7 separate regions of the Mus musculus genome follow, and regions 1, 2, 4, 5, 6 and 7 are each linked to region 3. Evidence: chromatin loops called from intact Hi-C (ENCODE). Cell type or tissue: heart. All regions are shown on one strand. Links, peaks and the distances in the headings refer to the core of each region. The heading gives the core; the rest is flanking DNA. Region 1 overlaps Mypn (myopalladin). Region 2 holds the start of Ccar1 (cell division cycle and apoptosis regulator 1). Region 3 holds the start of Hnrnph3 (heterogeneous nuclear ribonucleoprotein H3). Region 4 holds the start of Sirt1 (sirtuin 1). Region 5 holds the start of Herc4 (hect domain and RLD 4). Region 6 holds the start of Gm51805 (a long non-coding RNA gene). Region 7 has its middle 3.3 kb from the start of Dnajc12.

Evidence for each region. A loop is a pair of places that touch in the nucleus more often than their neighbours do. Peaks named below come from ENCODE experiments on the same cell type or tissue, not always from the same donor. Only the 100,000 strongest peaks of a DNase experiment are listed, where the experiment ranks them.
Region 1: a loop joins it to region 3, with 2.0 times the contacts of the local background. A loop is called at or near these places in 9 of 42 quality-filtered maps.
Region 2: it touches region 3 in a loop (2.4-fold over the local background); 5 of 42 quality-filtered maps call a loop at or near these places.
Region 4: it touches region 3 in a loop (2.9-fold over the local background); 5 of 42 quality-filtered maps call a loop at or near these places.
Region 5: it touches region 3 in a loop (4-fold over the local background); 8 of 42 quality-filtered maps call a loop at or near these places.
Region 6: it touches region 3 in a loop (2.2-fold over the local background); 2 of 42 quality-filtered maps call a loop at or near these places.
Region 7: a loop joins it to region 3, with 2.2 times the contacts of the local background. A loop is called at or near these places in 4 of 42 quality-filtered maps.

The regions. Positions count from the first base shown.
Region 1 is chr10:63,111,441-63,115,882 of GRCm38, reverse strand. Mypn (myopalladin) reads left to right here. Exons shown (of 20, transcript NM_182992.2): 20 at 1-88. Among named protein-coding and RNA genes, the nearest start is that of Atoh7, 14 kb to the right of the region's middle. In heart, for the core only: a CTCF peak has its summit at 2,455 (motif pointing right); no DNase peak of the experiment used is centred there.
Region 2 is chr10:62,791,739-62,796,180 of GRCm38, reverse strand. It overlaps Ccar1 (cell division cycle and apoptosis regulator 1), which reads left to right and starts at 3,813. Exons shown (of 25, transcript NM_026201.3): 1 at 3,813-3,965. In heart, for the core only: CTCF peaks have their summits at 2,306 (motif pointing right), 3,560 and 3,766; DNase peaks (open chromatin) are centred at 2,930 and 3,800; H3K4me3 peaks cover 1,496 bases; H3K27ac peaks cover 1,616 bases.
Region 3 is chr10:63,022,381-63,026,822 of GRCm38, reverse strand. Hnrnph3 (heterogeneous nuclear ribonucleoprotein H3) reads left to right here and starts at 2,974. Exons shown (of 10, transcript NM_001079824.1): 1 at 2,974-3,103. Pbld2 (phenazine biosynthesis-like protein domain containing 2) reads right to left here and starts at 2,311. Exons shown (of 10, transcript NM_026085.2): 1 at 2,087-2,311. In heart, for the core only: CTCF peaks have their summits at 2,076 (motif pointing left) and 3,645; DNase peaks (open chromatin) are centred at 1,232, 2,092, 2,692 and 3,552; H3K4me3 peaks cover 2,922 bases; H3K27ac peaks cover 3,041 bases.
Region 4 is chr10:63,336,494-63,340,935 of GRCm38, reverse strand. Sirt1 (sirtuin 1) reads left to right here and starts at 1,901. Exons shown (of 9, transcript NM_019812.3): 1 at 1,901-2,371; 2 at 3,840-3,956. The coding sequence starts at 1,966. RefSeq lists a promoter at 1,337-1,965. In heart, for the core only: a CTCF peak has its summit at 1,925; DNase peaks (open chromatin) are centred at 1,845 and 2,485; H3K4me3 peaks cover 3,184 bases; H3K27ac peaks cover 1,686 bases.
Region 5 is chr10:63,242,360-63,246,801 of GRCm38, reverse strand. It overlaps Herc4 (hect domain and RLD 4), which reads right to left and starts at 3,005. Exons shown (of 25, transcript NM_026101.4): 1 at 2,639-3,005; 2 at 1,354-1,384; 3 at 677-980. The coding sequence starts at 902. It overlaps 1700120B22Rik (RIKEN cDNA 1700120B22 gene), which reads left to right and starts at 2,649. Exons shown (of 2, transcript NR_166111.1): 1 at 2,649-2,915; 2 at 3,538-4,442. In heart, for the core only: a CTCF peak has its summit at 1,844 (motif pointing left); a DNase peak (open chromatin) is centred at 2,991; H3K4me3 peaks cover 2,563 bases; H3K27ac peaks cover 2,426 bases.
Region 6 is chr10:62,863,280-62,867,279 of GRCm38, reverse strand. It overlaps Tet1 (tet methylcytosine dioxygenase 1), which reads left to right. Exons shown (of 13, transcript NM_001253857.2): 3 at 2,419-2,472. Gm51805 (a long non-coding RNA gene) reads right to left here and starts at 1,610. Exons shown (of 3, transcript XR_003949007.1): 1 at 1,525-1,610. In heart, for the core only: no CTCF peak of the experiment used is centred there; DNase peaks (open chromatin) are centred at 609 and 1,859; H3K4me3 peaks cover 3,356 bases; H3K27ac peaks cover 3,304 bases.
Region 7 is chr10:63,381,063-63,385,504 of GRCm38, reverse strand. It overlaps a transcript of Dnajc12 not described here. Among named protein-coding and RNA genes, the nearest start is that of Dnajc12, 3.3 kb to the left of the region's middle. In heart, for the core only: a CTCF peak has its summit at 2,599 (motif pointing right); a DNase peak (open chromatin) is centred at 2,684; H3K4me3 peaks cover 1,595 bases; H3K27ac peaks cover 600 bases.

The DNA.
Region 1 (4,442 bases), core at 148-4,147, 89 kb before region 3:
AGCTGGAGATAGTAATTGCTTAGAAAGGCGTGAAACTTTCTTTACTTCAAGGCAAGGATTTCCAGTTTAAAAATAAATTCATTTACTCAAAAAAAAAAAAAAATCATGTGTGTCTACTCTGTAAGATCCTATGTTAGGTACTGTGGGAGACATGAAAATATGAAGAAGAGAGCTGAAGAGATGGGTCAGCAGTTAAGAGCACTGACTGCTCTTCAGAAGGTCCTGAGTTCAAATCCCATGGTGGCTCACAACCATCCATAGTGAGATCTGATGCCCTCTTCTGGTGTGTCTGAAGACAGTTACAGTGTACTTATAATAAATAAATAGATAGATAGATAGATAGATAGATAGATAGATAGATAGATAGATAGATAGATAGATAGATAGATAGATAGATCTTTAAAAAAAAAAGTGCCGGGCAGTGGTAGCACACGCCTTTAATCCCAGCACTTGGGAGGCAGAGGCAGGCGGATTTCTGAGTTCGAGGCCAGTCTGGTCTACAGAGGGAGTTCCAGGACAGCCAGGGCTACACAGAGAAACCCTGTCTTGAAAAACAAAAACAAACAGAAAGAAAGGAAAAAAGGAAGAAAGGAAGAGAGAGAAAGGGCAGGAGAATTGGTTTAACAGATAAAAGGTGCTTGCCACCAAGTCTGGGAGCCTGACTTTTGAGTCCTGGAACCCATAGGAACCCACCATTCTCTTGGTGAAAGGTGAACTTCTGCAAGTTGTCCTCTAACCTGCACACATACCCTATGGTACCCACCCACCCCAAATAAGTAAGACACAGGCTCTGCCCTCCAGAGCTCACAACGTGATTAACAGAGAGATAACGTGTATTTAAGGCATCTGCAATACTGCTTCTTGAGTCAAAGATCTGGTCTTTGGAAAATGGAGGTTTCCAGTGTTCTTCATCCTATTTTTTTTCATAACAAAATCTTGTCAAGCCAGGTTTGTGGTACATGTTCATAACTCTAGCGCTTGGGAAGTTGAGGCAGGAGGTTTAAGAGTACAAAATCAGCTTCTACTTCACAGTGAGTTTGAAACCAGCCTGGGCTACATGAGACCCCATTTCAAAAAATTAAAACCAACCAGGAAGAGTGGCACATACCTATAATGCCAGCACTCGAGAGGCAGAGGCAGGGGGCGTCCCTGAGAGTTCTAGGACAGCTTGATCTATGCAGTGAATTCCAGGTCAGTCAGGAATACAAAGGACGACCCAGTTTTTTTTTTTTTTTAATATTTTTATTAGGTATTTTCCTCATTTACATTTCCAATGCTATCCCAAAAGTCCCCCATACCCTCCCCCAACCCAGTTTTTAAAAAGGGTTTTACAAATAAATAAATAAATACATAAATAAATAAATAAATAAATAAAAACAGGCCAGGGAGATGGCTCAGTTGGTAAGGTACTTACCGTGTAAGGATGAAGACTGAGTTCCATACTCCAGAAATCTCACACACACACACACACACACACACACACACACACACACACACACAAGCAAATTGAGGCAGTATAGACCTGTAATTCCAGGTCTGTGGAGAGACACACAGGAAAGGCCCTGAAGCCTGCTAGCCAGACAATCTGGCTCAGTTATTGAGCTCTGGGTTCAGTGAGAGATCCTGTCTCAAGAAAAAAAGGTGGCAAGCAATAAACTGTCACTCATGTTGACCTCTGACCTTCCTACACAGATGCACATGCACGCACGCATGCACACACAGACACACATCACTTTTAAACACACTCAAAAATCTCACTGTTTTCCGTTTTGATTTCTATAGAAGTTTACCTCCTTAGGAAATACAGATTCCAGGCAGTGACACGGCAGTCGTTGGCCCCTGCTTCCCATTTCATGTACACAATGACAGGCAATTTTATTTTTACATAGGGCAAGATATGCTACAGCACACATGTGTGTCAGATGACAACCTGAGGGAGTCTGTTCTCTCCTTCAACCACCAAGGTCCCAGGGATCAAACCCAGGTTGTCAGGCTTAGCAGCAAGACCCCTTTACATGCTGAGCCATCTTGTCAGCCCTAGGGGCAACTTGTCTCACACAGAATGTAGTAATACGTTGTTTTCATAGTGGCACTTGTCATGAAATCCCTTATAGTCAAAACTCACTTTCTAAATTCTGAGAATGCCTCTAAAATAGATATATGTAATATTATTGCCACTGTGCCTGGCTCTAGTCCTATGTATTCTAACTCCTATTTAAACTTTGGATATATATTCAAGTATGAATATATATATATATATATATACACATATACACATACATACATACACACACATATATTATATATATTATATATATATATATTCATATCACCACCATTTCCATTCTGTCTACTCCTGTAAAGCATAGGCCACAAATACCCTTCATCGGGGATGGCAGCTCACTAAGTACTTTTTAAATCTTGTCTTTTGTTCAAAAACTAAGATAAATATTATATTTGACACTAGGGGGTGCTGTCTCACTCAAAATACAACAAGCCTCAACTCCAGTTTGTGCTCCCGAGTCGGTTATATTTTATATCAAGGTTTCACCAAGACTCACCACTGCTGGGTAATCATTCATTGTAGAGGGCTGTCCAGTGTGTTGTGTGACACTTGGCACCCCTGACCTGTCACCCTACCCCAAGCTGTGGTGACCCCAATCTCATGCATAACGGGCTGTTCCCTGACAGGGCTCTGGATAACCTCTCATGGAGATTTGTTCCCCTAGGAGTCAGGCTGACTTTTGTATCGGCAGGTTCTTTGCAGACTCTTCAAATGATTCAAGTTTGCCCTGCAAATGTGTAGTGGGTTGGCCTGGTGTGAGGCTGCTTATATTCTAATGCTAAGACTGGTTCTTCAAGAGGTGGTCCCGCCTATACACACTAGCCCACCATCAGTACAGAGGTAATACAGTGTGAACCTTCTCCCTAATTTAACTGGTCAGTAAAGGGCTAGAGCCTGTGATTGGGCAGTGGAAGGGAACTGTGGGACTGGAGGCTCGAGAGGAAGTTGCAGGTAGGCAGGGAGAGAGAGGAGGAGGAGGAAGAGGGGGGAGAAAGATGCATGGGTTAGGAGTCAAGAAAGCATGGCCTGGAGGTCTGGCCAATAGAAGTAAAGAGCAGCCCAGATGAAACATAGTAATAACGGGGTTATCAATAGGAAAGTAGATTCTAATAGCAAAGAGGGTAGATATCTTCCCAGGTTTAGTGCTAATAAAGGTTAATTATAAATATAAAGGCCCTCTCTGCCTTTTATGATGAAAGGCAGGGTCGAAGCCCTCAACTGAGATTAATGGTTACTTATGAATGGGTTGTTTTAACCACAAAAGCAGGTGAAGGCTATCGTTTGGTGAGAGGGCCTGAAACGCATCAGGTTTACTAGTCCCCTCCTTCAACAGTACAGACTTCTGAGAGTGGCTCTCAGACAAGCCAAGCTTTGAAGAGCAGACCAGCCTTGTGGATGAGGTTTAGACCAACTGAGGCACCTAGAAAGGAGCTTCCCAACCTGACGAGTGGCCGGCAGGCTGTGCGGTTGCTCCCGGTTCCCACCGTTTGTGAGCTGTCACCCACGCTGGGGTAGGCGTTGGTGATGCTTCAGTCTTTGAGTCATTTCTGCTCCTGTAAGAAACCCCTCACCCTGTCCCAATAATGTTATTAATTGGTGATAAACTCAAAGCTGCTCGAGAAACCAAAAGCATAGACAAATTCACTCATAACTGACCTTGTAAAAGTCCTTCCAGAGCCCTTAGGTAACCCGGAGGTGAAATATTTGGGTGACTGAGTTGAGAGTCAATGTACCTTACTAGTGGGGTACCTCACCTGGGCTCTAGCCGAATTTGTGGGAGTACACTTTCCACCACAAAGTTGCCTTTTCCTGTTTGAAGTGGATTAGTGTTTCGGACGGTTAATGCCCGAAGAAGCATCCTACAAACTTGACGACGCAGGGCTTATCAGTATGCTTTAAAAATTGCTAATATCATGCATTTTTTAAAAAAAATCTGTACAGTGCAAAAAAATTGCATATTAGTTAAAAACATGTTCGCCTCTGATTTCTGCCTAATTATGTTAGTTAGCATCCTTGACGTTAGGGAACTGCAAACACGCTGCCTTTTAATATGGAAGTATTAGCCACTTCAGACTCTCAAGAGCAATAGCCTCAAAGTTGCAAGAAATAGACAAGGAACTCCTGCTTCAAATCTCTGGGGACTGTGCAGTTAATGCTGAGGCATAAAGAAACGGCTGTCCGCCTTTAAAGCCCGGTTTGCTAGAAGATTTGAACGCACGAGTGAACAGAGAAATTAAAATTGCCGAATGTCCTCTGACAATAAATAATTTAAGGCTGAGATACATGCACATTTTGTTTTATTTTGGAGACAATCTGGTTCTGTAGCCCAGGCTGATTCATTTCTTACTAAGTAGAAAAGGCTGGCATCAAACTCGGA
Region 2 (4,442 bases), core at 249-4,248, 230 kb after region 3:
GACAAACAAAAATAGTTACCAGTCTCTAATGACAGTATGGGGATAACTAATGAAGTTTCATTTGTGTGTACAGCTGGGTCTGGTGGCTTGTAGCTGCAATCTCAGAACTTGGAGCCAGAGGCAGGATTGTCACAAGCCTGAAGCTAGCTTTGTCTATAAGTCAAGTATCAGGCATGCCAGAACTATTAATAGGATTTTGTCTCCAAAAATAAAACAAAGGCAATCATGGCCAAAAATATCTTTGTCTAGTATCTTTGTGTGCAGTCTATTATCTGATAAGGGTGTTTGCTCAGCTCCTGTAGAAGACAACTTATATTCTGCCAAGAGGGGAAAGAGAGTGGGGTGGAAGACTAGGAGAAATTTTTTTTGTCAAATCATCTTTTGCTAAAAGCAATTCTTTCATTAAAAAAAAATTTTTATTTATTTATTTATTTATTTTAATGTATGCATGTACATGGTCACACTCTTCGGACACACCAGAAGAGGGCATCCGATCCCATTACAGATGGTTGTGAGCTACCATGTGGTTGCTGGGAATTGAACTCAGGACCTCTGGCAGAGACATCAGTCTGCAACTGAGCCATCTCTCCAGCCCAGTTAAAAGCAATTCATAAATAAAAGAGAAAACTTGAAGCTGACAATCTGGTTTCCCTCAGGATTGTTCATAGAAGCTTAAAAGTAAAAGTGAAAAGGTCAGCTGAGCCGCATGTGGTGGCACACCCCTTTAATCCCAGCACTCGGGAGGCAGAGGCAGGCGGATTTCTGAGTTCAAGGCCAGCCTGGTCTACAAAGTGAGCTACAGGACACAAAGGGCTACACAGAGAAACCCTGTCTTGAAAAACCAAAAACCAAAACCAACCAACCAAACAAACAAACAAACAAAGGTCAGCTGAGGAAATAAGGGAAAGGGTGGTATGTTTGTTTATATTGTAAACATAAAAACAGAAATTCTGGCAGAGGCAGGTGGATTTCTGAGTTGGAGGCAAGCCTGGTTACAGAGTAAGTTCCAGGACAGCCAGGGCTACACAGAGAAACCCTGACAACAAAACAGAAATTCTGGAGTCAGTGCCTCTTTTCGTAGCTCTGCCTCTCCTGGCACTGACTGTGTTCACCATGCTAGCCTCGAACTCACAGAGATCAGTCGGCTTCTGTTTCCCTCGTGCTAGAATTGAGGGTGATATAGCAGTCTCCATGTCTGACTTTTTATTCACTTTAGAAAATATTTTATTTTCTATTTTTCAGAAGTTTTATGTGAATAACGATGTTTCTATTGCGTGTATGTGTGTGCATAACCCACACCAATCGACAACCATAGAGACCAGAAGAAAGCAACTATACCCTGTAGAACAGGGTTACTGAAGTTTTTAGCCACCCTGTAGGTGTTGTGATTAGAAGTCACATCCTCTGGAAGACCTCACAGTACTCTTTTCTTTTTTTTTACTTATTTATTTATTCATTTATTTATTTATTTATTATATGGAAGTACACTGTAGCTGTCTTCAGACACTCCAGAAGAGGGAGTCAGATCTTGTTACTACGGATGGTTGTGAGCCACCATGTGGTTGCTGGGATTTGAACTCTGGACCTTCGGAAGAGCAGTCGGGTGCTCTTACCCACTGAGCCATCTCACCAGCCCCCTCACAGTACTCTTAACTTCTGAGTGTTTGCCCTTAAATTTCATTTTTATTCATGTGTATGAATTTGTGTATATGTTTGTGTGAGCCTGTGTCACATGTGTGCAGTATCCCAGGAGGCCGGGAGAGGGCCTCAGAGTTCTGTTTAGTTGTATGGGGCTAATGTAGATGGTGGGATGAGCTCCAAGGTTTAGGAAAGAATATCAAGTGGGCCTAACTGCTGAACCATCCCTCTAGCTCTGTTTCGTGTGTTTTATTTATTTTGTTTTTGTTTTTGGTCTTTTGAGACAGGATTTTTCTGTTTCACCCTGGCCATTCTGGAACTCACTCTGTAGACCAGGCTGGCCTTGAACTTAAATATCTGCCTACCTCTGTCTCCCAAGTGCTGAGATTAAAGGCATGTACCACCACTGCTCTGCTTTGTGTGTTTTATAAACACTCTTTCACTATGTAGCCCTGGCTGTCCTGTGCCTTACAATGTAGACCAAGCTAATCTAGAAGTCATAGAGACATGTCAATCCAAAATACAGACATCAAAAACATATGCCTGGGGTTTCTTTCAGAACTTAAAAAAAAAAAAAAAGAAGTATTTATTTATTTATTTATTTATTATGAGTACACTGTAGCTGTCTTCAGACACACCAGAAGAGGGCATCAGATCCCATTACCGATGGTTGTGAGCCACCATGTGGTTGCTGGGAATTGAATTCAGGACCTCTGGAAGAGCAGTTAGTGCTCTTAACCGCTGAGCCATTTCTCCAGCCCCCAGAACTTTTTTTGATAAGGTATCTCAGATTTAAGTTTTCTCACTTTGTCCCTCTTATTGCTGGGCCACCTGGCACACGCTGTTTTGAATTTTTACAAATTACTATAGTGTGATGACTATATTCTAATAGTTTGAAGGTCAGGACAGAATTAGTAAGGACAAAGGAGTTACATTTTACCCAACTTCTGTAAGTTTTACTTAAGTGGGAGAAAGGACCCTTGTGGTTTGAAAAATATTAAAGAACGTGTACCTATGTGATCCTGTGTTCATAAAATTTAAGGGAAAAAATACAAGGAACCACAGAAAAAGCTATATATTTTATCCTATTGGGTTTGATGAGATAAGGTGTTACACAGTCCAGGCTGGCCTTGAACTCCTGATCCTCCCTTCCCCTCCCTCCCAAGTGTTAGATTACAGGTCACCACCTGATCATGCTTGGCTCAGCTAATCTTATGTGGGATTCCTAGCATAAGCTATTTCATGTTGAGAATTTGACTAGATGTCACCAGCAGGTGTAGGACAAAATTAGAAAATGACTTAATAATAGCTCTGTCTTTCATTTTTTGAGACAGGGTTTATCTGTGTTGCCCTGGCTGTGTCTGCCTCTGCCTCTTGAGCGCTGGGATTAGAGGTGTGCACTTCCCCCATCCCCCAACCTTTCCACTCCCTCTCGCCCCCCAAATCCTCCAGCTGTTTCTTTTCAGTAGGGTCTTCAAATACTAGGGGTGATGATGGCCTGCACTCAGTGTATTAAAATCCACTCAGTTGTTCGCTTTTACACATTCCAGCCTTAATCCCGAGGAGATGGCACTGCGGTTAAAAGCACTAATCTCTGTTCTCAGGACCTGGGATTGATTATCAGCACCCACGGGGTGGTTCACACCGGTCAGGAACTCTAGTTTCGGGGGATCTGTCGTCTTCTCAGCTCCAGGGGCACCAAGCCCACACCTGTGCGCATAAATCATGGAGGCAAAACCCTCTAAAAATGAAAAGAATGTAAACAAAAAAAAATTTTTTTTTTTTGTTCTTCGAGACAGGATATGTCTGTATAACCCTGACTGTTTTGGAACTCACTCTGTAGACCAGGCTGGCCTCGAACTCAGAAATCCGCCTGCCTCTGCCTCTCGAGTGCTGGGATTAAAGGCGTGCGCCACCACTGCCCGCTAACAACGAAGTTCTTACAGGCTTATTCTTCCAAACATGTTCCAAACAAGAATAGAGGGACCACAAGATGGCGGCGGCGACACCGGCCGGACCACGTGACTGCCGCTCGCTCTCCCTCTCTCTCCCAGGGAAGGACAGCGTTGGCCTCAGAGCAGGCGAGCGACAGCCAGCTCATTGTTCAGCGAAGTCAAGGTAACCCGGCTGAGGCTCGCTCTCGCTCCCCAGTGAACGCACTCGCGGGGAGCGCGCACGCCGAACTTTTTTCGCGCACGCGCCCGTTCCTCTCGGAACCGGGAGGCGGTGCGGCGTAGGCAGGGGGGTTGGAGGGGAAAGCAGTCTGCGCATGCGCCTGAGCTTGACGGGTTTGAAATGGCTTCTCGGTTAACCCGGGCCAGACTCAGGTGAAGGTCTGGTCAGTGTTTTGGTGTGGCGCGGTGGGAGGCCGCGGCGGGTTGCTTCCGTTCGTTGGCAGCCGGTCAGCGGAGGGGTAGGGAGCGAGTGATGTGGCGGTGGCGGGTGGGTGTGTGATGGCGGACGCCGCGGGGCCGGCGGGCGAGGGACGCGGTCCCTTTTGTGCGGGTCGGAGTAGGCCCCACGCGCCGCGCCCTGCCCCCAGCGCAGCGGCTCCAGGCCCCTCAGGTGCGGCCTGCGCCCCTTCGACTGGGCCGGGCCAGGCCGGAGGCCGTGCGTCCTCCGGCCCGCGCTGCCCCGCCGCTGAGACCCGGCCCCGGGCGGCGGCGGCGAGCGTTTCCAGCGCTTGGAGGTTCTCTCAGACCGGCCCGGGGACCTCGGGGACTGCGACGACCCGCGGGCCCCAGTGGCCGCGGCCTGGGGCGCTGCCTTCCATCTTTCACGGCCGGCGCGTGGGAGGAAGATGA
Region 3 (4,442 bases), core at 281-4,280:
CTGTCAGAGTTGATGTTCCAAAGCCCTTAAACACAGACTAGACACAACTCCAATACAATGCTGTGGACTGTTTTGTTCTTGGCTTGTTTTCATGCAGGCAGAATGATCTGCAGTATCATTAGGGATCTATGAACACCGACGGTAGACTACTTTTTAGCTAATGTGCTCTGTCTGCCCCCAAGAGAATGCACTCTCAATTTCTTTCATTTCCCCGAAGGTCCTGCATGGAATTTTCCTACTCCCTTTATTCTGATGGAGTGACGCAGGGTGACTGAGCCTCGGATTGTTTTCCTCCAGGAGCTGTGGGCATTTCCATTTCCTTCTCCTGCTTCATCTTTTCTCTTTATACACTATAACAAAGATGGACTTCAGGGTCCCTCTGACCTCTATTCTAACAGGAGAGCACATGAAAGAGAGAGGGGGGGAGGAAGTGGGGAAAGGAGAGGGGGCAAGGAAAAAAGAGAGGGGAGGTGAAAAAAGCAGCTGGGAGCCCCGAGTTGTAACCGTCTCCATGGAAACAATTCCTTAGAGATCAATCTGGAAACAATTCTGTAGGCATCCCCGGAACAGCAGGGTCCAATCACACCAAGCTTTACAACAGGATTCAACTGGGTGAGGAAGGAGCAGGTTCTTTTTTTTTTTTTTTTTTTTTTTTTTTTTAAGGAAAATTAGTAAACTAAGAAGCTAATACAAATTACCTTTACCATGGTCAAATGCCTCTTTAAATGAAAACTTCCCTACTTGCTGTAACAAAAGGGCAAAAGGCCTGGAGTACTAATTTGAAGACCTAAATCTTCATAGTGGTAACCGGCACTCACCACAAAGAAATGACAGAGACACGCCTCCAAAGAAATGACAGAGACACGCCTCCAAAGAAATGTCAGCATTGGTTGAAAAGTCATACATTAGAGCCATCAAAACGAATTGAGGATTGTGGCCGATAACCACACAAAGTGTGTGCAAAGAATGCCAAATTCATTCATGCTGTAAGCAGACTGAATTCCAGGGGAAGAGGAAAAGGGATTACAGAATTCCACCTACCCAATCATGTTGAAAGAGTGAAAGGTAAAGGAGCCATGTAATTAAAACCCAATAGAAGAAAGGCCCTGGGAAGGTTTCATCCTAAGAGTTCAGCTTGGAGTACTGCTAATAAGCCAGTTCCCTTTAGGTTTGTTACCCCCTCCACCCCACCGCCCAGAGGCAGTGTTTCTCAGTGTAGCCCTGGCTGTCCAGGAACTCACTCTGAAGACCAGGCTGGCCTCCAACAAAGAGATCCAACTGCCTCTGCCTCCCGAGTGCTGGGATTAAAGGTGTGCACCACTACCCAGCTAAACCAGTTACTTTTTTAAAAAAGAGAACATACTTTGGGCTCTAAATCAACCCCCAGCTATTAAAAGGAGGGGGTGGGGTAACTTTAGGGGATTAAAGTAACAATAAAATAACCAAGCTTCAGCAAGTGTCTGGCCAGTAAGCCACTAACTTGTCACCACATAAAAGAGTTTAGTGTTATCAAGTGTAATTATTTTCACTCTTGTGGGACTAGGGACTGCATCTGTGAAATACCACTTTGTAAGGCTATGGAGACACAGAGGGTCAGGAGTTCAAGGACATCCTTGGCTACCCAAGAACAAAGACAAGGAACTGCTTACCATGCCATTTCAGGAAGTACTTAATAAACCTGAGCTATGACGGCTTCTAGAACATACTTTGATTTTCCTGTCTGTAAGTATAAGCACACTGCGCCCCCCCCCCCTTCTCTGAAGGATATTTTGGGCTATAAAATCAGTAGAGTACTAAAGACTTTCAAGTAGGTTTGAAGATGAATTAAAGCCGTGAAATACAAGTTTCCATACAAGAAAGTCATTGGCCTCTTGGCTCTAGTATAAACATAAATAAAAATTCATAGTAAATCAAATCCAACCTTCCACACTGCCACTACTCCACTCCACATGGACTTCCCAGTGTTTGTAGCACAAAGAAATCTTTGGATGCACACTGAAGGGTGATTCCAACCCAGCCCCATCCACGTTCACAGCCTTAGTCTGTCCAGCCCGGCCTCTTTTCGCCCTCTGCTGTCCGTACCCACCTTAATTAGCTTTGCTCTCCCAAGTCTCTCAACACCAGGGTGGCCCTCCACCTTCCCACAGCCTTTCCATGTGCAATTTGTGTTACAACTTTAAAAAAGCCATAAACGGGTCGGGAGCAATCTTGGTAGCACGACAGAACCTCCACATGCGGTTTTTTTAGGTGTCTCCTGCGAGCACAATTTTTAGGAATACCAAACTCTTACTTAGATAAAGTCTATTGCCGTGAACCACAGACCCGTCACCCGGGTTTAATGGAGAGAAAAACCGAACCTGGCAGGTAGGAAACCAATCAAGGCGCCAAGGCTGCCTACGCAGGGGAACAAAGGGGATGCCCCAGGCTAGGACGGGAATCCTGCTGGGTTTAGACGCTTTGTATCTTCGCAGGCGCAACATTCATCTTTTTTTCTGATTGCATAATGCAAATATGGTGGACCAGCAAAGCCGTCCCCGGGTTGGGGGGCGGGGTGACAGAAACCACGTGGCTCCTTCCGCGCGGGGGCCTTTGTGGGATCTATTCCCAGTGGAGCAGATAAGAAACTTAGCAAACCGCGTGACCACGGCTCCTCAGAGGCCCGTGGGGAGGGACAAACGTGAGCTCCGGGGTTCAGAGGGTTGGTCGGTCGGCGGGAGCCAACGGAGTCCGCCACAGCCCACTCGCTGCGACTCCACGCCCACCACGGTGGCAACCGGGCAGGTCCCGAGTGCGCAGGTGCGCTGCGCCCCGCCCCCTGGGAGACCACGCTGTCACTCAAGTATCGCGAGAGCAGCGCGGCAGAGAGGGGGTGGGCCTGGGCAGTCGGCCCTGCCCCCTCCCTCTCTCTCGCCCCCCTCCCATCCCCCCTCGGCAGTCGCTCGGCTGCGCAGCTCCTAGAGCGGTTGGCGCGGCGGGAGACGGTTGAGGGGAGCGAGGGAGCCGAACCGTTGTGGCGAGCGCTCAGCAGCGGGCGAGCCAGGCGTCCCTGCCCGCGACCAGACCCGCGCGAGCGTCGGTGTAGGCGTTGCTTACGCCCCACAGGGTATCTGAAGTAGAAGGGGGGGTAGGTTGGGCCGGCGGTGCCGACAGCGGAGTCGGGAGAAGGACGAAGAGCCCGGGAGCGGGTGAGGGAACGCGGAGTGGCCGCTCGCTCGCTCTCCCCCGCCGCTCGGCTGCCGCCATCTTGGGGGCCGGTAGCGGTCGGGTCGCCTTCCCGCCTTTCCCCCGCTCGGGCTACTTTGTCGCCTCCGGCTTACGGGAAAGTGTCCGGCAGGAGAGAGTGCGGGCGGGAGATCCGAGCTCTCCGGTAGGGATGAGGGTGGGGAGCTCAGCGAGCCGGGAAAGCGGGACGCGCTCCGGGTGGAAATGGCGCTCGGCGGGCCCGGCCACCCACCGGGGCCTCCGGTGCTCTCGAAGGGACTACCTGGGGCCGGCGGGGCTGCGAGGGGCTGCTGACGCAGACTCCAGGGTTGAGACAGGGGGAGCTGGGGGCGGGGGAAGGAGAAGCCAGTGACGACGAGGGCGCTCCGATGCCAGATGCAGGACAAAGGCGGCCGCGGTCCTCCTTTGTAATTCCGCCGCTCGGTTGCGATGGCCTTGGCCGGGGGCCGGAGGCGGACTGTCCCCTATCTCCCGGGTCTCTAGGGCGAGCTGGGCAAACGGAAAATCTCCGGGAGGAGGCAAAGGACGCTTAGCCGACCTTTTAGTCCCTATTTGGAACTGCGGAGAGAGTCCGTTGCGCATCTCCAAAGAATTACCACCCACCTACCCCATGTCCCCCTCTTAGGTGTCGACCAAGACTTTTCATTTTGGAAGAGAAGTGCATGGCTTTTCTAATAGGAATAGTGCAAAGTGGGTGTGTTTCAAACAGGTCCGGGCCAGGTGAACTGCGAAGGTGCTGCGTTTAGGCAAGGGTGGAGAGTTAAGTTGTGTTTGGGGTAGTTAACTCTCCAGGAGTTGTGTTTTGTGTCGTTTTGTAATTAAGGCCGAAAGCCCAGTGCATTTCGTTTCATTTGATGGCTGAGCATGTTTAAAACTTGTATCGAACTGTGGTGTTTTGAAGCCGAAATAGGTCTCTTAAAGTGGAAGCCGAATCGCGTACCTAGTTGACGCGTTTTGGGTCCTTAAATTGGAAGCCGAATCGCGTACCTAGTTGACGCGTTTTGGGTCCTTAAATTGGAACTGTCATTAATTTTCATTGAAAATGGGTTAAAAAGGAAAAAAAAAAAAAAGCACATTTGGGCCTGAAAGTTAACTTGCTCATGAGTAATGGGAAAACTGTTAACGTACATTCCAATATTTAAAACAAAAGCTGGATAAAACGCCCAATCGTATTTTGTGAGTTCCAGGGCTATAGAGCAAGAATCCGTCTCAAAACGAAA
Region 4 (4,442 bases), core at 259-4,258, 310 kb before region 3:
TTTAATTATTTTTTTTTTTTTAGTCTTTGAGCCTACGTGGCCCTGGCTTGCCTGAACTTCATATGTACACCAGGATGCCTAGATTTGCCTGCATCTGCCTCAAGTGCAGGGAGTAAAGGTCTGTCCCATCATGCCAGGCTCCTGAGTCCTGTTGTAAAAGGTGTGTGCTGCCACGTGTGGCTAGTGTTTTGTTTTTGAGATAGGGTGGGATCAAATTTATTACCTAGTGCAAATGGATTTAATTTTCTGATCCTGCTGCCTCTAACTCTAAAATCTGGGGAAACCCCACTGTAATTGAACCATGTGCAATTGAGCCCTAATGATCCAAATGGATACAGGTGCTCAGAATTTCATGGTAACTAGAAAGTGAAGGGGCTTAGAGTTGTGAAGGAACTAAGGATTATTTAAAAAATTATTTAAATATGTATTTTTATGCTGGGCTTGCTGGTGTACATCTTTAATCCCAGCAGTTCAAGAAGCAGAGGCAGGTGGCCTCTGAGTTCAAGGACAGCCTGATCTACAGAGTTCCTGGACAGCCAGGGCTACACAGAGAAACCCTAACTCATAAAACAACAACAAAGAGGATTTTTATGTGTTTGGGTCTTTTGGCTCCATACATGTCTGTGTTTACCAAAAGCAGGTGTCAGATCTGAAGGTATGAGCTGTCATGTGGATGATGGGAGTCAAACCTAGGGCCTCTGCAGGAGCAACAAGTGCTGTTAACTACAGAGCCATTTCTACAATTCTAGAAGTAAGATTATTTTTTCGAGACAGGGTTTCTTTGTGTAGCCTTGGCTGTCCTAGTGAACCTCCTCCTGTCTCCTCCAGCTTGCTGGGATTAAAGGCCTGTGCCACCATCAACTGCCTAGGATTTTAAAACTAATGTCATTTACTTTAAACCTGACTAGCTGATTTCTCATGGTCTATCGTTTTAAATTTCGTTTTTGAGACGAGGTCTTATGTATTCCAGGCCTTTTTTGAACTTCCTAAGTAGTTGGAGATTACCTTCAACTTACCCTCCTTCCTCCCTCTCTCTAGGGCTTCGGGGTTGTCTGGCAAGCGTGACTTTACAACTGAGCTACAGTCTCTTTCGGTCCTGGCCCTGTCATTTTAGAGATGATTAAAAACTGGGCTTAGAAAAGGTTCAGTCAATCGCCCAAGTCACAAGAGCCCAGGCCCAATCTGACTCTTAACACAGAAGTTTGTGGAGAACCAACCACTCTCCCTTCTGTCCTCTCTCTTGCTGCCCCAAGAGATGAATTTTACCAAAGACTAAAGCGAGGTACAGAGGACCTGGTGGGTCCAGAGAGCAGATAGGGCGGGTCCTCAATCGCCAGATCTTTCCAGGAGGGCAACAGGCCCCGAGGGCTGGCTTGGGCATTCCATTGCACTTGAGAAGGGAGATTGGGAGAGAGCGCAAACTTCCTGAGGAGAGACCACAGGGGTAACCTGAGGAAGAGCTGTCACAGAGCAAGGGCAAGGCAGGTGGAGGAGTTCTCCTCAGGAAGGCCGGCGTCGGCCAGGTTGGGCTCTCCAGAGCCCCTGAGGTAAAAGCCGACTTGAGGCGAAGAGGCGCAGGCAGGCAAGGTGCACGCGTGAGGCCCAGGTGGGAAGTGGCGGCGCCATCGCAAACTTGAACCACCGCGGCGATCCCGGACGAGCAAGCGAGCGAGCGAGCGAGCGAGCGAACGGGTCGGGCGGGCGGGAGGCGCCAGAGGCCGCTGAGGGGAGCCGAGCCGCCCTGGGTGGGGCCGGGAAGGGCCCAGGCCGCGGGCGGCGCCCGGCCACGTGACCCGGCGTGTTGTGGTCCGGCCCGCGTGGGTGGCGGGAGAGGCGCGGGGGCGGGGAGGGGCGGGTCACGTGACGGGGTTTAAATCTCCCGCAGCCGAGCCGCGGGGGCGCCAGTGCCGCGCGTCGAGCGGAGCAGAGGAGGCGAGGGCGGAGGGCCAGAGAGGCAGTTGGAAGATGGCGGACGAGGTGGCGCTCGCCCTTCAGGCCGCCGGCTCCCCTTCCGCGGCGGCCGCCATGGAGGCCGCGTCGCAGCCGGCGGACGAGCCGCTCCGCAAGAGGCCCCGCCGAGACGGGCCTGGCCTCGGGCGCAGCCCGGGCGAGCCGAGCGCAGCAGTGGCGCCGGCGGCCGCGGGGTGTGAGGCGGCGAGCGCCGCGGCCCCGGCGGCGCTGTGGCGGGAGGCGGCAGGGGCGGCGGCGAGCGCGGAGCGGGAGGCCCCGGCGACGGCCGTGGCCGGGGACGGAGACAATGGGTCCGGCCTGCGGCGGGAGCCGAGGGCGGCTGACGACTTCGACGACGACGAGGGCGAGGAGGAGGACGAGGCGGCGGCGGCAGCGGCGGCGGCAGCGATCGGCTACCGAGGTGAGTCCGCGCGCGCTGCCGCGCAGCCGCGTCCCTCCGCGTCCCCGCCTGTGACCCGGTCCCAGGTTGCCCAGGGCCCCGAGAGCTCCGCGGGCTCCGCGGCGGCGGCGGCGGCAGCGGCGCAGCTCGGCCCTGGCTCGGCCGCGCGCCGCCGAGCTCGCCGGCCCTGCTGCGGAGCCGCGCGCGGACTCGCCGCTCGCCTGGGCCGCCTTGCGCTGCTGCGCGCAGTCGCCGGGACCGCGGTTCTCGCAGTTTGGCGTTAGAGTGAAGTTTTCCCTCCCTCGGTTTGGTTTCCCTCCCGATGCGCCTTTAGTGAAGTTATAGTTTTCCTCACTGCACACTTTGCTTTGCGACTTTGGGGCTGTCCCGTGGATCGACATGCGATTTCGTTTTGCAAACTGACACCTGTGTTGCTTTTTTTTTTTTTTTTCTTTTTTGGATAGACCTATGTCTTTTTTTGAAGTTAGAAATTTTAATACACCAAAGCTATTTCTTGAGACACAGTCTAAAAAATGTAAGGAAATGGCTATTCCTAAAAATGTTGCTTTTCTGCGATTGCATTTATCACTTCGATATAGAGGAGTTATAGTTGTACTGTACTTTCGTAAGTTTTCTTTTCCTTTCAAAATCATGCTCGCAACATTTTTAGATTAACAAACCTGAAACAAACCTGCTTGGTTTTGCCCTATTGACGCCAAACGTTTGGGTTACTTTTTTGTTTTGTTTTTGTAATAATGCCACTTATCGTCTTCCTGAAAAGCTTTGTACAGAATTTATCAGAGTCTGTCAGTGCCCTTGTAGATGTTTGTGGCTCGTATAATGGTGCCATGAATTAAAAAACAACAAAACGTGTTAGGGACTGAAATAGGAAATGACCCTTGATGTCAGGTATTAAAGGGGAAACAAGTCGCATAAAGTATGCTTCGTGTTCTTTAAATCATACATTTACTAACACCCAGTGGCTGAAGCAGGTAGATTGCTACTTGAAAGGGCTACGGAAAGAGACTTTCTCTGGTTGGGGCAGTGAGAACACAGCCAGGGATTGATTTTTATCTCAGTGATATTTAGAAGTAATTTCTATTTGATGCATTTCATGAAGTTGTATTTCTTTGTCCTGGGCATGGAACCCTGAGCTGCTTTTGTAGGGCTACACAGATTTTATTTGTGTGTGTGTGTGTGTGTCTTCATTTTGGATTTTTTGAGGTAGGGTCCCTGTTTAGCCCAGGCTGGTCCGGAACTCACTATTTTATATATGTCAGGCTGGTTTCCAATGTCTGTGCCTTCCAGGTGCTGGAGTTACAGATGTGTGTGCTTCTGTGCCTTTCTGGTTTTTTGTTTTTGTCTCAAGAACCTGTGTGTGTCTCACCATACAGGCCAAACGGGCCTCAAAGTACCTGGGATTGCAGGTGTGGACCGCAGGGCCCAGCTGGGGATTGTCTGAGCCGCAGCCTTTTGATCTCTTTGACAGACAACCTCCTGTTGACCGATGGACTCCTCACTAATGGCTTTCATTCCTGTGAAAGTGATGACGATGACAGAACGTCACACGCCAGCTCTAGTGACTGGACTCCGCGGCCGCGGATAGGTATGCTTCAGGCATGTGCATCTTTGAAACAATTGCAAACTTCCTTCATTCCTTCCGTCCTTCTGTCCGTCCTTCCTTTTTGAGACAAGATATTTTATAGCCCAAGCTAGTTAAGCTACTCTGCAGTCTCTGCCCAGCCTCTGGAGTACATCACAACCAAAGCTCTTTTTGACTTACTCTTCCTTCTCTCTTTTCTTGATTTTTTTTTTTTTTTTTTTTGACATTTTCATCTATCCTATGATGGCTTTAAACTTGTGGAGTCTAGGATGTAAGGATGACATTGATATCCTGACTTTACCAGCAGTCCAGAGTGCTGGGATTATAGGTGTGCTGTATGTACCATGTCCGTTTGTCAGTGCCTGAGGTTAGGTCCTCACCTCTTTTCTTCTGTACATTGTTTTTGCTTTCTGTGTACAGCCTTTGGGGGTTTTGCTTGCTTGTTTTGTTGTGGTTGTTGTCGTTCGTCTGCTTGCTTGTTGAGACAGG
Region 5 (4,442 bases), core at 230-4,229, 220 kb before region 3:
CCTGATAAATTATTTTACATTGTGCTTAGATCTCTCTCCATAGTCAGACCTGGCATTCACAACCCTTTAAAAGCTAGCACTGAAAACGTGGAAGCAGCAACTAGGGGATTAAACAGTACTTCTAACTAAGCAACAAAACATTACATACCTAAAGTAAAATGGGGAATAAAATGGAAGAATTATAATTTACACAAGTAAATGAAAATAAAAAGCTTTTACCATCCCCCCATGAGTACAGAATCATCACAGAGAACAAATTAGGAATTCAAAATCTGTTCAAGGTAGCTGAACTTATTAAAGATTTTGATAACTTTATAGTCTATATAAAAGAAAACAAACACTGAAGTCTAGGGTTTTTTGTTACTGTTTTCAACCACTAGTAGTAGTAATAAATAAAAACAAACAAACAACCACACACACACACCCACCCACCCACACCCACCCACCCACCCACCCACACCCACACCCCCCCCCACACCACACACACACACACACACACACACACACACAATGTACTTCTTAAGCAGCACAGGAAGGTCAAGAGTATGTTTCACTTTTACTTTGCTTTTAAATCTTGAAAAAGCCTGTAAGTTTAGGATTTACAGAGGTCATACAAAACACCATTTCAAGAGTGAAATAAATGATCAATTATTAGAAATAGAGAAATGTCCCGTACCTGGTTTCTTTCTGGACTTTTCATGACCTAGCTGTCCTAGATCATTACATCCACATGTGTACACAGTCCCATCATCCAGGACAAACACAGTGTGCCTGAGTCCACAGCCTACATCTCGGACCTTTTTGTTCACGAAAAAGTCACTTCTCCTGGGCTCTAGTACAATTTCTTCATCAATTCCTCCCAAACCTAGTTGTCCATAGGATGCATTGCCCCAGCACAACATGCTTGGAATGACCTTGGTCTTCCAGTTTCAATACAAAAGTCCCTTCTGAAACACTGGAAACTGGGAGGTACCCTATGTCTGAGGAGAAAAACAAAAGTTAGTAAGACCTCAAAGCAAGCTGCTCTCTCATCGAGTGTTAAGCTAAAATGAGGACTGCACTTGTTTAATACTTATAATATGCTTGGGGTGACAGTCAGTTCTCTCAGTTTTAAAGGGCCATATACAAATGTTTAGGAAATGACATCACCTTCTACTATTCTTTGCAAAACTTAAAACAGTAACTGGCTTTAACTCTGCTATATAAGTACTCTAATGAAATTAGGTTTTCGTGTTTACATACATTTAATGAGAACAGTAAATAAGGCATGTGTCCAATGCCCAAACAAGCAAGTATCCAGCCAACTGCAGAAACATAATCTTCCAGTCCCCCACAGAACAATCTGATACCTACCTCCACATCAACAGAAAATGGAAGTTCTTATCTGTAACATAAATAAAAACAATAATGGAACTTTAGAAAAAAAATAACAATTTAAAGTAGACTATTCTCATTATTTGTACTAATAAGCTATGTACAAAATTAGAAATTATCAAGTCGTAATTTCAAACAATCGACTCCATTTTATAAGTCAAAATGCTAAGGTCGAGAACTCACTCTACTAATTTAATTTTAAAACCAAATCAATGTGATTATAATACATACCTCTAGGAAAATTACTTAAAGATGAAAAACAATCACAGGACTGCTGAGTTTTTTTTCCAAACAAGACCAGGTTGGAGGCAGGGTTAACTTTTGATAGGAAAATCTATATAACTTCTGCGCTTGAAAGACATACATTAAGGGGCTGAGAGATGTCTCTTTTAAAGGATCCTGATTCAATTCCCAGCACCCACATGGCTGCTCTCTGTGTGTAACTCCTCCCAGGGAATCAATCCTACGCCCTCTACTGGCTTCCTGCACTACGGGCACGCATGGTGCACAAACAAGTGAGGGAATCCTCCATTAACATTAAAAAAAAAAAAAAAACCCTTTACATTTCTTTAAAAAGCATGGTGCATTAAGAAGCATTAATAGAAGTCAGTCTTATCCTTGCTGTCCAAAATCACCTAAATTCCTTTCGCTGAATCTGAGGTTTCAAAACATAATTTTCTTGCATTTATGTTTATTTAGAAAGTGCCGAAGCTGTCTCACTCCACTCCTATCAGAAAAAGTTTGGGACACCAAAACTCGAAAGTTCCAGAGAGTTCTGCATTGTCTTTCCCTATCTCTCTCTCTGTGTTTTCAAGGCTAGCATCAGACAGGAACATAGCTCCGATTTCAATGCGCTTCGTTTGGGTACCCTTTTTTTTTTCCTCCAAAAAGTCAGAACCAGTATGGGAAAGACGTTCTCTCGCCAGCAACAGGTAGGAGAACGCAAGGCAGTTTGGTTTCCTCTTTCTCTGACCATGCACCTCACGATCAGCTCCCGCGGCCCGGGGCAGAGGAATGGTCTGCACACACCCAGCCTCACGGGCCGGCCAGCCAAACTCCCGCAGCTACCTATGGGCGAGCCGGGGAGAGGGTTCACCCCACCGGGCTCAGCCCCACGGCCTCGGCCCCAGGGAGACCCTTTCCCCGAGGGCGGTGCACCACTCCGGCCCCGGAAAACGTTGAGGACGCTGGCGCCCTTCCCCAAGGCCCCAGCGGAGCTCGCCTCCGTCACACTACCCCGAACCCACGGGGGGCAACGACTCACCGGGTCTCTCAGGGCAGGGAGAGCCCTAAGCGATGGAGGACGGACGCTCCCTGGACCTCTGGGCGGCTCTCCAGCTCCCAAGACCTTCCTCCTTCAGCCGGCCGCGGCGATTACCACGGCTCCTCCGACGTCCCCGACCGCAGCTCCGCTGCCTCTGCTGCCCGGCTCGCCCGTGAAACTTTCCCAGGCTCCTCCGAGAAACGCTGCCGCCAGCACTCTCCGGACCGAGAGACAAGCCGTCAGCGACCCGGATGGAGCGGGAGGGGAAGGGCTGGCGGTGAGCAGGGCGGAGACCACGAGGGGTGGAGAGAGCTGAGGGAGAGGCTGGCGACGAGGGAGAGCCAGGCGACAAGGGAGAGGGGCGGTGGTTTCGCGGGGGAGGGGGGAGGGGAGGGGCTGGCCGGAAGTGAGCCGGGGAGCATGCGCGACCCCGCCCACTTCCCCATTCGTGCGCCTGCGCGGGAGACCTCCCAGGGTTCGTCTGATCCAGGAGCCTGCGCAGTGTTGCGGTTCCCTGCTCTAAGACGCTAATGCAGCCGGCTAGGGCTAGAAGCTGTCAAATGTATTTTCTTTCTTCCTCTTCTTCTTCTTCTTCTTTTTTTTTTTTGTTCTTGTCCGTGTGTTTTTAACAATGCTTCGGCGTTGACAAGTGAAAATTTCATTTTGGTTTGTCTTTCTGCTTGGAGGGTTTTAGCCTTTTCATAATTTTATTCTACCTTTCCTAATTTTGGTTTTGAAGTAGCAGACGAAACCATCACAAATACGGTTAGAAAAGCCGATGATGACTCATTTTAAACCCTTAAACTCATCTGAACCTAATTTGAACATGTAAGATATATTGCTAGCAATGGAGCAATGGCTTAGTCTAATCTTACTGAATGTCAACATCTTTGCTTCAGGTTCCGGAACAGTGTTGGCTCACGTTTTCAGCTAACTTCTTGGAAGATACGAGGTTAAATTACCCAAACTCTTTCACTCAGAGAAAAACAGGGCTTACAGCTACAGTTCCTGCTTCATGAAAACGAAATCCAGATTTCACAGGCCAATTTTAACATCATCTTGATACTAAATCTGTGTGTGTTGTGGTCTCAAAAAAGGACCCAGTGAATGAATGGAGGACAATTTGTTGGAACAAGAAAAAGATTTGCTCGGTAAGCCGCCAAGACCAAGAGCATGGAGTAGCTTGCTGACATTTTAACCTTTTAAACAGAGGTTCCATGCTCTCTTTATCCTTAGGAGGAAACTCCGTAGCTATCAATCTCTGAGTGTGTGTCAATCGTGAAGAAGTGGGGAGGGGCGGGGGGTAGTCCCATGCTAAACAACTGTACTGCTAGCTTAGAGTGAAGGAAGCTCAAGACCTTTCCAGCAGAGGATAGGTGTAAATAAAATGACAGCCTCATTTTAAAAAAAAGAGACCTTGAAACGCAGTTTTGAAACTGTATAGTAGTTAGTTTTACACAGCGTTATGGCTTTACTGGGTGCTTTAGCCAGCTAAGCATGGCACTAAAGCTAAGTTTGGCTGTCTTCAAACTTGTGGACCCTCCCTTCAGAATGGTTAAGATTGCAGGTGTAGGCCATAGCACCTGGCTTATACCAACCATACTAGAGCCTGGTTGTTTGTTTGTTTGTTTTGGGTTTGTTTGTTTGTTTGTTTGTGGTTTTTCGAGACAGGGTTTTTCTGTATAGCTCTGGCTGTCCTGGAACTCATTTTGCAGACCAGGCTGGCCTCGAACTCAGAAATCCGCCTGCCTCTGCCTCCCAAGTGCTGGGATTAAAGGCGTGCGCCACCACACCGGGCTGAGCC
Region 6 (4,000 bases), core at 1-4,000, 160 kb after region 3:
GGCTGGCCTTGCACTCATTGCGGTCCCCCTGCCCGAGTCTCCCTTGGGTGCTGCAATCGCAAGCATGGACATGGTTTTGTTTGTTGTGTGGTCATTTGAAGGCAGGGTCTCACTCTACCTGATTCTCCTGCCTCAGCCTCCAGAGTAGTAGTTAGTCAACTCTCACCTGCCTAGCTTCAGTACTCCTGTCCTGTCCCATCTGTCCCCTGCGCTCATCTGTGAATTAGTTAAAAATTTGTACAGGGCAGGGCAGTCTGGAGGATGGTGTAAAGAGAAATCTGGGAACAGGGGATTATGTAGTTCATTAGTAGAGCACTTGCTTAGCGTGCAAGAAGAGTACCTAGGTGCAAGTGGAAGTACTAGTAAATAACGAAATTAACGGGGAAACAAATGCTGGACATGAAAGCGGGCCTTCGTGGCAGCCTACAAGCCTCAGACGGGAGGGTGATGGAACACAGGCCTTCCGGCCCTCGCTCTATTCTGAGTTCTGGTTGTGGGAATCTGTTCTGAATCCAACTGCCAGTGGAAAACCCATTTCTGGCCTCGCAGCCAGGCAATCCTGCCAATCCTGCAAATGTACTGCAGAAACTTTGGCCCCAGGAGGCAGGAGCTGGGGCTTGCTTCCTGAGAATTGTGCAGCTGTCAAGGTGACTGTGATGGGGCTGTGATCAGTCTCTGTACAGCTTTTTGGCAGTGACCTTGGGCCAGCCCTGCTTGCCACAGCTACTCTGGTCCTCGGCCACTAGAGCCTTTGCCGCTGTTACAGCAGACTGCAAGGGAGCTAACAGGAGGAAGGCTGCTCTTGGTCCTGCCTTTCCTGGAGTCTGGCAGGTGTCATGTGGTGCCAGCTCCCTAAGTCTACCACTCACTGAGTATGGGTGCAGTTCAGGTGTGTGTGTGTGTGTGTGTGTGTGTGTGTGTGTGTGTGTGTAAGTGATGGAGCTAGTGAGCGGGCTCGGATGTTCAATCCCGGGCTCGGGTTCAGCTCCTGGGGAAGTGGCTGGTTGACCACTAAGCCGGTGTGCAAGAAGCCTCAACCTGGGAACCCAGTCGGAGGCTTGAGAAGAGAGGCTTGGCTGCAGGTGATGATCTTGGGAGGAGAGGAGACAGGACCCCCCCCCCCCCAGATTCAGGTTGGAGTCTGCCTTCTGGTAAGGCCGGTTTCTCTGGGCACTGAAGGTCATCAACAGCTTACATACATATACAGTCTTCCATATCTGTAGTCACCGAGAGAGTGTATGTATGAGTGTATTCTGAAAACTCCACCCCCTCTCCTGTCCACATCCTGTCCTTTTTCGCTTCTAAGTGGCTGATTGTCATTTTTCAGTCCGACTTTATCGTTGGACATTTATTGACAGAAATCAAATCGCTGTTTTTAGGCCAAGCGCCGGCTGCACCGAGGTGTGGTTCCCAGGAATGAGACACGCAGCCCAACAGCTGAGCCTGCGCTGTCCTTACTTAACCTCCCTGCCTTCAATATCGCCAATATTTAGCCTTGCCTTATAAAGTCAAAATGCACAATACCTTCCAGGGTTGCTGTGAGCCCCGATGCCCCCTTTGGCTCAGGGGCTATCTCCTGCCCGGTGATACAGAGTAGCGCGCCCCTCCCTGCGCCGACCTGCCCTGGTGCCACCCAGAGGTTCCTGCTAAGGGAGACTCCTCCATCGATCCGATGGTGGCGACCTGGGGGATTTGAGAACATTGTCTTTTGCAGAAGCCTCCTGTGATTTCGGTGGCGGCGACCAGATCCTCTGCAGAGAACTCCATGTCGCAGCTTGTGGCTGCCTGTGTCCTGTGGTGAGAGCCCAGCCTCACAGGAGATCCTTTGTCTGGGATAGTGCTAGGCTGCGAAGATCACTTTGGAGTCTCTAAGCTCTGCCTTGCCATTGGCTGCACTCTTTGTGGGGCTGTTTTTGCAAAAGGCATGCCCAGCACGTCTACAGTGCTGGCAGGCCAGGGCTGCCTTGAAACACCATGATAATGATACCAAAAGCAGTTTGCAGAGCTGCTCTCTGTGGAGGCTTCCTCTGCAGAAGCAGGCAAGATGGCTACCTCGTGGGCTTCGCCGTGAAGAATGCAGAAGCTAATTAAGACAGACTTTTAGGGGGAAAGGGGGCATTTCCCTCCATCTTTATTTATGCAAGGTTGTTGGCTGTTTTTCTTTCCAGTGACTTTTAAAGTATACATTTTGCATAAGCTCTTCAGGGTCTGACTGACCAACATGTTGATGGTATTAAATGATATAAGTAGTTTTTTACAGAGAAGTAGCAAAATTTTTGGCGGGCGGGAGGGGGAGAAGGGTGGCAGCTGATCTATATAATAATAATAATAATAATAATAATAGTTATTATTATTATATATGTATATAAATGGAGGCTCACATTTCAATTTTACTTTTTTTTTTTTTTTTAATTTTAGGTTACAAAAGAAAACAAGAGGCCCCAGAGGGAAAAGAAGCCCAAAGTTTTAAAGGTAATCAGCTCTTGATTAAATGCTATTTGTGTTTTTCCATTTTATACAGTATAGAGTATTTTTCTGTCATCTGAGGGTGAATTTACAGTATAGGGGATTTGGATTCTCCCAGGTTGTCAGGGCTTACATGAATTTTCACTCAGCCAGAGTTGCCCTCCTCCCCTCCCCCTTATGGTCCACATTAGCATCCTTCATTTGCAGCTTATAAATGTTGCAGAGAAGGAAAAGTTTATATGCAAAGTGTTGAATAATCCCTTCTCCTCTCCAGCCCCCTTTGTGCCACCTGCATCTGTGGCACATTAGTCCCATGGTAGAGAAGTTGACAGCTATGATTCATTGTGATTTAAAAAAAATTTTTTAAACACCTAGAAAATACTATATTGTAAAACCTGATATATTATTTTCCCGGGAATGGGGGAGGAGGGAATGACCTTACAGGTTTTAGTTCAACTTCAAATGCATTGAGACCTTACAGTTAAATGCTAATGGCTTGATGTGAAGTGCTCACTATGCTATAGTTAATTTTGGTTGCCATAGATTTAAGGAATCAGCGTGTTTTACGTACTTCGTATAGATTGCATGCTGAGGGTTCAACGGCAATCTGATTTGCTTGCTAGCTTGGGATCTGTTTGCAGTTTTGTTATGGTATGGAAGAGTTAATTTAAAAGCCTATGGCCTCACTAGAAGTTCAAGGCTAGCCTTAGCCTCGCCCACCGCTCACAGCTTTCAGATCTCAAGCTCTACACTGCAGATACTCTAGGTGTTAGCAATTGTTTTCAGCATGGAGGGAATATTAAGCAGCAGAACCACGTGTCTACAGAATTGTTCCGTGTGTTTAATGTAAAGGGGTTTAAGTGTAATTGTAGCTTGGTGTTTGCAAATAAAGTTGTAGCCCTCCAGCGTGCTGAACTGTGGCAGATGCCGACTTCATTTGCTACCCCCGTTGTGTGACTTTTAAATGCTGGCACTGAGAGCCAGGCATTGCCTTGCTTGCTGGTTTCACTGACCACCTTGAGGTTTCTGTTTCCTGTGTGCACACAGCAAGGGCAAGAATATTTAGTCATCAAAGAAGAAGTGCTTACTAGAAATTGACCACAGAGTCAGCAGAGTTGTAGGCTCTGTGGAATGAGTGTGACCAGGTTGGCATGCATTTTCATGAGGCCTGAGCAAATCAGGTAGGGATTGTTTGTAGGATACATGAACCAATTTATGTTTTATACCTTTTATACCTCCCAACTGTAGACCATCATTGACTTAAATCCCTATATTGCCTGTAATCCTACCACTTTGGAGGTAGAAGCTGAAGGATTAGGCATTCAGGGCTAGCCTCAGCTACATAATGAGTTTGAGGCTAGCCTGGGTTACTTGATACCCAGTCTTAAAACCATAAGGAAGCTATTTTATTTAGTCTTGCTGTTGTTAATGGCTCATAAATGGATAGGTATGTTTACAGGTGTGCTCACATGCACACTGTAAGTTTAAATGCCCATGCAAGAGACAGATTATGTATAGAACTAATCATAGACCG
Region 7 (4,442 bases), core at 189-4,188, 360 kb before region 3:
TCCCCTCTCAGTGCTGGGACCTCATCTGGCTTGAACACGGACAGGCCTGTGTGTGCTCTCACAGTCTCTGTGAGGTCCTATGTGCCTCGGTGGAGTTTGAGTATTGACATGGTGATTTTTTTTTTTCCTATTAGCTAATCGGAAGTCAGTTTTGACAATTTAGTGTAAAACTGTTACTAATTTATTGTACCTCTGTTACTTGGATAGTTTTTTTTTTAACCTATTTTTTTAAGAGACAGAAGAAAATGTGAAGCAAGTTTTTAAGATTTGGTCAATTAGAAAGATACTTTTCCAAGTGTCTAAAATAGCATGTAATTTGGGGCGGTTGTAGATGTAGCCCGGTGGCCAGCATTTTTGACTGCCACCAGCCAGGCCCTAGGGAAAGGAGAAAGGGAAGGGGAGGGGAAGAGGGGAAGGGAGGAGAAGGGAAGGGAGAGAGGGGAGAGAAGGGGAGGAGAGAGGGGAGGGGGACGGGGAGGGAGAACAGGGGAAGTGGGAAGGGACAAGGAGAGGAGACTGAGAAGAGATCATTAATTCTGTTTTTGGTTTTGGTTTCTTCGAGACGGGGTGTAGCCCTGGCTACTCTCTGTAGAACTCACTCTGTAGACCAGGCTGGCCTCGAACTCAGAAACCCTCCTGCCTCTGCTTCCCAAGTGCTGGGATTAAAGGCATGTGGCACCCTGAGATCATTGATTCAGAAATCAGGGACTGAAGAGATGGCTAGCGGTGAGAAGCACTTGCTGCACTTCCAGAGAGCTTCAGTTCAGTTTCCAGTGCCCAGCACCTCGCTAATTCCAGCTCCAGGAGATCCGACACCTCCCGGCTTCCAAGGACATCTGCACTAAGGTGTACACACACACTGCCACATAATTAAAACTGATACAAATTCTTGGGAGGCAGAGACAGGTGGATTTCTGAGTTTGAGGCCAGCCTGGTCTACAAAGTGAGTTACAGGACAGCCAGGGCTACACAGAGAAACCTGTCTCAAAAATTAAAAAACAAAATCAAAAACTGATACAAATTAAATATAAACAGATTAAGCATCCAAGTATGATGGTACAAACCTATTATCTAATCTTATCCCAGGTTTGAGAACAGCCTAGGATACAGGAGAGCTAATATATATTATAAATATATGTTATGTTACATATAATTTATATATAACTTTTATATATTATATATTTATATACATGGCATGGTGGTGCATGCCTTTAACCCCAGCTTTCAAGAGGCAGAGGCAGGTGGATCTCTGTCAATTTGTATTTTTTTTAAATAAACCTTTTAATTTATTCATTTTTTATTTTATGTGCATTGGTGTTTCGCCTGCATGGATGTTGTGCGAAGGTGTCAGATCTTGGAGTTACGGACAATTTTGATCCGCCATGTGGGTGTTGGGAATTGAACCTGGGTCCTTTGGGAGAGCAGTTGGTACACCTAACCTCTGAGCCATCTCTCCAGCCCACACATGGTACTTCTTAGCTCCTGTTCTCCATTTATTCAGTCCGGGGTCCTCCCAAGGTGTTAGCTACCACAGCAAGCAGGCAGGTAGGTTTTCCCACCTCAATTAATTTAATTAAGATAATCCCCCATGCCCAAAGACACATCTTTCTGGTGATTCTAGAGTCTGTGATAACATTGCCCATGCCATTAACTGTCTCTAACCTCAGTACTGAGACAGGCAGATCCCTGGAGCTTGATGGCTTGCCAGCCTAGCCAAAGCCGTGCACTCCAAGTTCATCTCATCGTGAGGCTATCTCAAAATATGAGAAGAAGCTAGGTGGCCCATACTTTAATACTAGCACTGGGGAGGCAGAGGACTGGGAGATCTCTGAGTTCGAGGCCATCCTGGTCTGGATACGGAATACCAGGCTAGCCCAAGCTATAAAATGATACCCTATCTCAAAATTAAATAAATGACGGATATCCATACAGGAAGACACTCAAAACTCTCTGGCTTCTCTGAACACCTATTTTACATAGCTATGTGCACCTGCACTTATGCTTTTCTGGAGGTATAGATCCATTTTGTTATATTTTTATCATTTATTTGGATGGGTATACAAATGTGGAGGTCAGAGAACGGGCCTATGAAAGTTTCCTTCTCCTTCTCCTCCTCCTCTTCCCCCCTCCCCCTTCCCCTCTCCTCTTCCTCCTTCTCTTCCTCCTCCTCCTCCTCCTTCTTCTTTTCCTTCTTCTTCTGGGTCCCAGAGATCAAACTCAGGTATGGTGGCAAGTGCCTTTACAAGCTGAGCCATCTTGCAGGCCCCTGAGAGGTAGATATAGAAAACAAACCCTAACGCTAAAGCTAGGTGTTGTGGCTTGCTCATACCTACCTACAATCCTTGCTTTTGTGAAGCTGAGACAGGAGGACTGCAGCAAGTTCCATGCAGGCCTGGAGCTAGAAGATCCTGCCTCAAAACAACAAACCATTGACCACAGTATCTCAAAGTATAAGTAACAGGACAGCCAGGGCTATACAGAGAAACCTTGTCTCGAAAAACCAAAAAAAAAAAAAAAGTATAAGTAAAACGCACATAAAAAAAATTATTAATAGACTTGAAAGCTCTTTGATTTTAAGATGCAGAAAGACTCAGCACCTCTAGGTGGCGTCCAACACCGTGCAGACTCCTCCAACCCGTAAGTGTGGCTCACTCTTGGACTACAACTCCCATAAGGCATAGCGCTACTTCATAAAAGAAACGACGGGGACTGCCAGAACTTCCGGCCTCCGAGACTCTCGTGCCTCTCTAGTTGCTGCAGATTTTGCGTCTGTGTCCTAGACCCGCGCCAACGTTGCTAATCCAGGATATTCTCTAGCTTCAGACCATCCCCCTGCCTCAGCATTTTTAGGCGTGTCAGCTAAAAGGGGTGTTTACGTGAAATTCATCTTTGATCCTAGAAATAAGTGACTACAAACCTCAGAAGCTCTGAGAGCAGACAAGACATTGGCCAGCCCACAACCCACTGACATCCACCCCTCTCCCACCTGTCTCCTCCGAGCGCGCCCCAAAGTTCCGTGCAAATGGTGTCAGCTCCCGTCTTCCCTTTAAGATTCTTCCAAGTCTCAGCGGCGTCCGGAAGGCAATCCCTGAGCACCAGAAATGACCTGCAACCGTTTCCCTTCCCGGGATCTGGACACCAATGAACGTTCCGATGGGAGTTTGCGATTTTCGTTTGTTTATATTTGGGTGGTTTTGTTTTTTTGTTTTTTGTTTGTTTGGGTTTTTTAGTGTGTTGTGGCAACCTTCAGGTGGATCACACTAGATGGTCAACCTTGCTTGCAAGCACTCTTACAATCTGAGCCATGTCCAACGTTCTGTGATATTAGTCTGAATCCGACTTGGTCCCCACCACTGAGTTCTCAGGACCTTGCTGATCCATTCTGGCCTGAAATCCAGTGGGAAGCGAGCAGATTTTAACTGCCCCCTTTCCATCCCTCCACCTATAAAATGGGACACAATCCCTTTCCGTTCTGCTGCCAAAGTTACCAGTGTCCAAGAGCAGGATCTATCAAAGGAAAAGTTATATATATAATTCTTCAAAGCTGTTTGGTTGTCGTTGTCATTTCTCTGTGTGGTTTGGTTGTTTTGGAGACTGGTCTCGCATAGCCTACGCTGGCCTAGAGCTCACTGTGTAGCACAGGATGATCCTCAATACTGGGATTACAAGTCTGTGCCACCTTTAGGGATTTATGCTAGGGGCGGAACCCAGGCATTCCAGCGCTACGCATATCCTACCAACCAAGCGACAACTCCATCTCCGGGGGCTGCCACAGTAGCAACTTATAACCAGGGCGACGGTGAAAGCAGCTGATGCCACGGTTAGGTACGGAGTACGGAACGAAACGGTGTTAAGGGTGCGGAAGCAGGGCATGTACCACTACCTAGCTGTTCTAAAACGTTAGGTTGAGGGGGAGCGGTGCTTGGGTGTGTGTGACTGAAGGCTGATCCCGGACCTCAGCCATCCCACAGTGCTCTACGACTGAGATCCACCCCCAACCCCAGTTTTGTTTTATATTATTTTAAATGTATACATGTTTTGCCTGAAAAAGTCAAAAGAGGCTGTGGGATCCCCTTAGGGCTGAAGATATAGCCAGCTATGAGCTGCTATATAGGGGCTGGGAATTGAACCCGGTCCTCTGCAAGAGCAACAAGAAAGAGCTCTTAATTCACTCTCCAGCCTCACCAACTGGTATGCCTTAATTGACCCATGGGTATTCATTTTTTTTCTTTCTCTCTTCCTACCTTCCTTTCTTTCTTTTTTTCTTTTCTTTTATGTTCTTTTCTTTCAGTTTGGGTTTTGGGGTCTTTTGGGAGTTTTTTGTTTTGTTTTGTTTTGTTTTTTGTGAGGGTTTTGCTGTGTAACAGCCCTGGCTATCAAGGAACAATCTGGTCTTGAACTCACAGGTCCACCTGCCTCTTGTCTCCTGAGTGCTGGGCTTA